Regions from separate parts of the Homo sapiens genome. Here region 1 is linked to region 2. The links are chromatin loops, found by intact Hi-C in ENCODE. Cell type or tissue: psoas muscle. All regions are shown on one strand. Each heading gives the region's core, and the rest is flanking DNA. Links, peaks and the distances in the headings are about the cores only. Region 1 has its middle 480 kb from the start of BTBD3-AS1. Region 2 has its middle 420 kb from the start of BTBD3-AS1.

Evidence for each region. Hi-C counts contacts between places; a loop is a spot of excess contacts. Peaks named below come from ENCODE experiments on the same cell type or tissue, not always from the same donor. Only the 100,000 strongest peaks of a DNase experiment are listed, where the experiment ranks them.
Region 1: it touches region 2 in a loop (3-fold over the local background); 2 of 110 quality-filtered maps call a loop at or near these places.

What each region holds. Positions count from the first base shown.
Region 1 is chr20:12,393,505-12,396,437 of GRCh38, reverse strand. No RefSeq gene overlaps it. Among named protein-coding and RNA genes, the nearest start is that of BTBD3-AS1, 480 kb to the right of the region's middle. In psoas muscle, for the core only: no CTCF peak of the experiment used is centred there; no DNase peak of the experiment used is centred there.
Region 2 is chr20:12,333,379-12,336,311 of GRCh38, reverse strand. No RefSeq gene overlaps it. Among named protein-coding and RNA genes, the nearest start is that of BTBD3-AS1, 420 kb to the right of the region's middle. In psoas muscle, for the core only: no CTCF peak of the experiment used is centred there; no DNase peak of the experiment used is centred there.

The DNA of each region.
Region 1 (2,933 bases), core at 227-2,726, 60 kb before region 2:
TAGTTGATTCCTTGTACTTTCCTCTGTCCAGTCAGGTTAGGAATTGTATATTTGAGACAACAGGGAAGAGATGATACAGAAAAAACATAAATTTTAAAAAAATTCTTACTCTTTTTAATTTTTCCAAAAACCTGGAGCAGAGATCGTAGCTTTAGGAGAAAGTCTTCTCTTCTCACTAAATAGGAAAAACTTCCCAGAGTATAAGATAAATTATGGACAGTAGAGGTTTAGAACGAGACCATGGTGAAACAACATGGGAAGTATGAAGGCAGGATTTGGAGAGGCGCATCCACTCAGGTGAGCTCCATCTCATGCCCCCTGGAGTTGTGTGGGATATGAATGAGGTCCCACAAACAGTCCAGTGCATTTCAGCAAGTACTGTGTTTCCTCTGGTGGAGATGTTAGTTGTTCTGCCTGTTGTCACCTATTAAAGAACAACTTTCAACAGTAGCTGGATTTCCAAATGGCCTCCGAAACTGCTGGGTCAGCATTCAACTTATTCATGTGGAAAATTCTCTTTACTGCATTTCAAGACACCTAGAAGACCCTAAATGAAAAGTAGTCCTAAGGATAAAGGTAGGAGAGGATTACATCTTTGGAACAACTAGCAGGACAGACTTCCACCCACAGGCCAAGACAGTGGTAAATCAAACCCCATGAGACATGCATTAGTTATCAAAATATGCCACCTTGTCTACTTGTTTATCTGGTTTATGCTAGTCACATTCCACAATCTCCAGGAATCCTGAAGTGCAAAAGGCACACATTCTTATGGGTTACAGCCCAAGAGGAGGCCATCCCTCTAAGATGTGAACTGTGAACTGAACTTCAAGTGAACTCTCCCACTTAACCCCAATGTGTCATTTCCAGAAAATTCTTACATTACAGTCACTAATGAACTAGACAAATGGGTATCTGTGAACACCGCAGCTAAGAGGCACATCTGGGTAGAAGCGGTTCCTGCTGGTGGCTGAGTAGTGAGATGTCTTAAACGTGGATGGCAGCCTCAGGGCTTCTGAGATTATCACACTCAGCAGGCACAGGGCACTGACAATTTTAAATGGGGTAAAAGCTGACAGCTGCAACCCTTTCCTTCACAAGTTCAGTGGGAGCCAATGGTCTTGAACTACATAAATGTCCTTTCACCAGGAAAAGGTTGGTGCATTTTGCAGGAGAGGGCACTGAACTTCTGAAAGACACTGAAAAAAATATCTTTTCTTTGACCCAGCTACCTGGTCCCCAACCCCAGGAAAACGCCTTTGTAAGATATCTCTGTTTCAGCTGGTTAGTGGATAATGAGTGTATTATTATAGTTATCTAGAGATGAGTAACAAATTACCCAAAACCTAGCAGCTTAAAACAACAAACATTGTCTCATGGTTTCCGTGGTTCAGGAACCTGGGCAGCTTAGTTAGCCACATGACCCTGACTCGAAGTCTCTCACAAGGTTGCAGTCAAGCCACTGGTGGCTCTATAGCCCCATCTGAGGGCTGCAGTCCTTCACCACACATGCACTCCACAGGGCTGCCTCATGACATGACAGCTGGCTTCCTTGGAAGGTAAGTGACAAAAGAGTGAGAACGGGAGCACCCAAGACAGAAGTCATGATCTTTTATGACCTAACAATAGAAGTAACATCCCATCCCTTGCTTGGTATTCTGTTTGTTAGATATGTCAGTAAGTCCAGCCCACACGTGAGAGTTGGAGATTACACAAGGGTGTGGATACCAGGCAGGCAGTGGATATCACTGGGGTTCATCTTAGGGGCTTCCCACAGAGAAAGTCAGTTGAACCCTTAGGATTCTCAAATGTGTTGCATTCTGCCTCCAAGGTTCTTAAGTTTGCTCCATAGTCATTTTATTTTTCCCCATTTCATTCCACTCAGTGTTTGCCCTGAATCTTTTCTGTTCATGTGATTCTTCACCAGCTTTTCAGAGGACAAAGCTCATGAATTTCTACTTCATGACCAAAGATAAGTCATCTATTTTTCCCTCTAGTTTCTTCCTTTACTTCAGAATTTAATCTATGTATATATCCAAATCCTCCTTTCTATTTTGTCTCATCAAAAAGGAATGAGAGTACGAAGGAAATGTAATTTTGCTGAATACTATCTATTGGCCAAGCTCTGTTTTGAAATATGTATTATTCAAATATATAATATATAATATGCATATTATATATAATATATAAAATATTTCAAAATATATAACATATTATATATTGTGTATATTATATAATGTGCATATTTTATATGTACATATTATATAACATACATATTATAACTACAAATATTACATATTACATATAATATACATATTAGATAATATACAAAATATATATGTTATATATTGAAATATTTTATATATTATATAATATGTATTTGAATAATATATTTCAAAATATATATGTATATTCAAATATATAGTATATAATATACAAATATGTATTTGAATAATATATATTTCAAAATATATAATATATATACTATATAAAAATTTATATATAATATACACATACAATAACATATACATATATGCATATATAATACCTATGTATATGCAGTACAATATGTTCCATGATGTAAATATTCCTACTGTATCCAATATATAATATACATATTATATAAAATATAGTATTTCACATATAATATGTATATTATATATTGTATATAAATTAATTATTTAATAGGTTCTAGGGAATGTGGTAAACTTGACAGTTTATTGTCTCATTTAATCTGTACAGCATTTTTTACTTGTCGTATCTGAGATTTACATAAGCAAAGTAACTGGCTTGAGGTGAGACAGCTGGTGAAGGATTGCAGCAAAGCCGTAATCCAGGCCAGCATTTCTATTCATCACTGTTTCCTTGTCTCTAAACTGATTCACATCCTTAGTGTTGGTCCTATCTCATCCTGCCTTGTTTAGAAGCCTGCA
Region 2 (2,933 bases), core at 98-2,597:
AGCATATACCTGGCACATAATAGTTGATCCATAAATTTCACCTTTTTAATCCAAACTTTTCTTGTTATTCTGAATTACTCTCACTGAATGTAAGGGGTGGTTATGGAAGGATATTTCTTAACATCCAGAACATGCAATGCAGCTCCCATCATTACTCCCATTACTCTCTCCAGATACTCTCTCTCCATTTACACACCACGGCTTATTGATTTGGACACTATTTAATATAAGTACTTCTTTTAGGATTACTAATACTCCTGAGTTAACTCAGCAACATAGATTTACAATATGCAATGTATTTTCAAATTCCTTCAATCCCTAGTTACAATATGAGTAGTGCCCATGAGATCTGTGGCTGACATTATTTCCTAACTGCTGGTGACATTTTTGGAGATGGAAAATATTGACCTATTCTATTGCCAACTTGTATTACTATTTATTCCATTATGACATATAAACTTAAAAAAAAAAAACATCATGGCGATATTTTTAAAAAGGACCCCATCGTCTCTCGCTTTGCATCCACTTCCTGTCTGTTTCTTGCCTGTTGAATTTAATCTGCCTGTAAACTCCATGCCTAGAGGAAGCCAATACATCTTGCCAAATTATTCACCAGGGTCAATTCTGTATTCAAATTGCCTTTTCATCTTTCTTGAATTTTACAAAAGGAGTTTGGCTTCTTTCTGTTTCAATTTCCCTGTATCATTACCATTCAATTTTTGCATTTGACAGCCTTGCAGTGGGTCTGGATTAATAGCCAGCATGATTCGCCCATGTTCTCCAGGACTACTGCTCTTTATTGTGAAATTAGAATGGTTTTATTTTTCTGCAAAGGAAATGGAATGTGTACAGTTGATCAAGTGACACATGAAATCACACCGATAAGTGAAAAATTAAGCTACATTATTTCAAATCATAAACCTTCGTCCTCTAATAATAGTATTAATACTTAGATGTATTCAACATATTTTAGTTGAAGTGAACCAAAAATAAAATTTCCCTTGTACAGGAAATCACAACTTCATCCCCAAATAGCAATATTACATTTACTTTAGGAATCATAACTCAGTAGCCTATGAGGAAGGCATGGGGATTATCATAGCCTGAAACCACCAGACTGATGAGCTTCTGTTTGGAGGTGACTACTCTCCACTTTCATCTCAAAATGTTCCCCAGCTGCCTTACAGAGTTCCCCATAACACTACATCATGGGCACGCAACCACTTCATGTTCCTGCACCTGGCCCTCCTCACTCTTCCATCCAGCAGTTTCTCTTTTCCTATAACTTTTCATAGAATAACCCTCATACTTGGATATCAGCCACCTTCGTTGGTTGATGTTACCTCTAAAAGTCTGAGACACAGCATTTTCGGCATCTCTTTGGCCCAAGTGTGGGCACAGGCCCTATCCTGAGTCCTCAGAACACACAGATGCAGGGCTGTAACTTCAAACAAGGCTTTCCTGAAGTTTGAAGATAATGTTAGAAGAGCACAACAGAGACTATGTAACACCAAGAATGCAAGCACGGCTCCATCTGAAAGCTCTGCTTGCCCAGACACGAGATTATTACAACCCACACCCACCAGAACCATTTCAGTCTTCTCCGAGTTCTAGAGTCAGAGCCAAACAAATACATTTAGATTTTTAGAGAAGGGAAGATTCTCATACACTCTTCTTTAAAATCTGGACGGAGGCCTCCAAAAAGATATGTCCACATCCTAATCCCCAGAACCGATGAATATGTCATATGGCAAGAGAGTAAACATTACCTTCCAGGCAGAAGATGTGATTACATTAAGGCTTTTTAGAGGAATAGTTTATCCGGTATTATCTGGGTGGGCCTAAAATGTGATCACATTTATCCTTATAAGAGAGTCAGAAGGAGTTTGAGACAAACACACGGAGGAGAAAATATACGGAAGAGAAGGAAATGTGACCAACAAAGGCAGGGATTGGAGTGATACGGCCTCAAGCCAAGAAACATCAACAGAGGCTGGAAGAGTCGAGGAACAGACTCTCCTCTTGAGTTTCTGGGGGAAGCATGTCCCTGCAGACACCTTGATTTCAGACTCCTGGCCTTCAAAACTATGGGAGAAAAAATTTCTGTGGTTCAAAGCCACGAGGGTTATGGTAATTTTTTTCAGGAGTCCTATGAAATTAATCTTTATTTTCTTCTTAATTAGTCTTCCTCTCCAAAGTTTTATTCTTTTCCCAAGATTAACCCCATCTGTTTCAAGGACAGAGTTCAACACACTCTAGGTGAGGGTCTGGGCTCTTTCCTGTAAGCTTAAATTATTTAATAAGACCTTGAATTCCTGTGGCTAGGGCTCAGGTCATTAGAGTGTTTCAAAATAGTAAAAGCAACTTAGATGTTATTTCCTTTATCTAGAAAATAAAATAAGGTTTTGTATAGGCAATGTTAAGAGGTCCTCCTCCTGAATTATGTGTAAGAATCACGCACTGAGACACCAGCATTTTGTTGATGTTCAGTCTGTTAGATACCTACAGAGGAACCAAAGGCAACTTCTGTGAGAGAATAGAAGGCCTAGAAAGACTTCTAAAGCTCTGCCTGCCCTTCCATCATCCTTCAAAGGGCCTAAGATTGGCATTTTTTAAAAAATGAAACTATACTCTTATCCCTTTCTTTCCACAATTTCATGCTTGCCAATATCACGCAAGCTACTCTTACTTTTACGTCAGAGGAAGAGAAAACTGGAGAAATGAATGTTATACAATATAAAACTATCAACTTGTAGGCAGAAAAAAATAAAAAACATAAGGCAAAGGCATGGATTAATCTTTTCAAAACTTTAAGATTAAAAGAGACTTTGATTTTATTTCTTACAGATTTTATACACAAAGTAAAGAGAGAGTGAATGGTTTTATGTGGATAATTGATTACCAGGATGATTGATTAAGGATGATTGATCAGT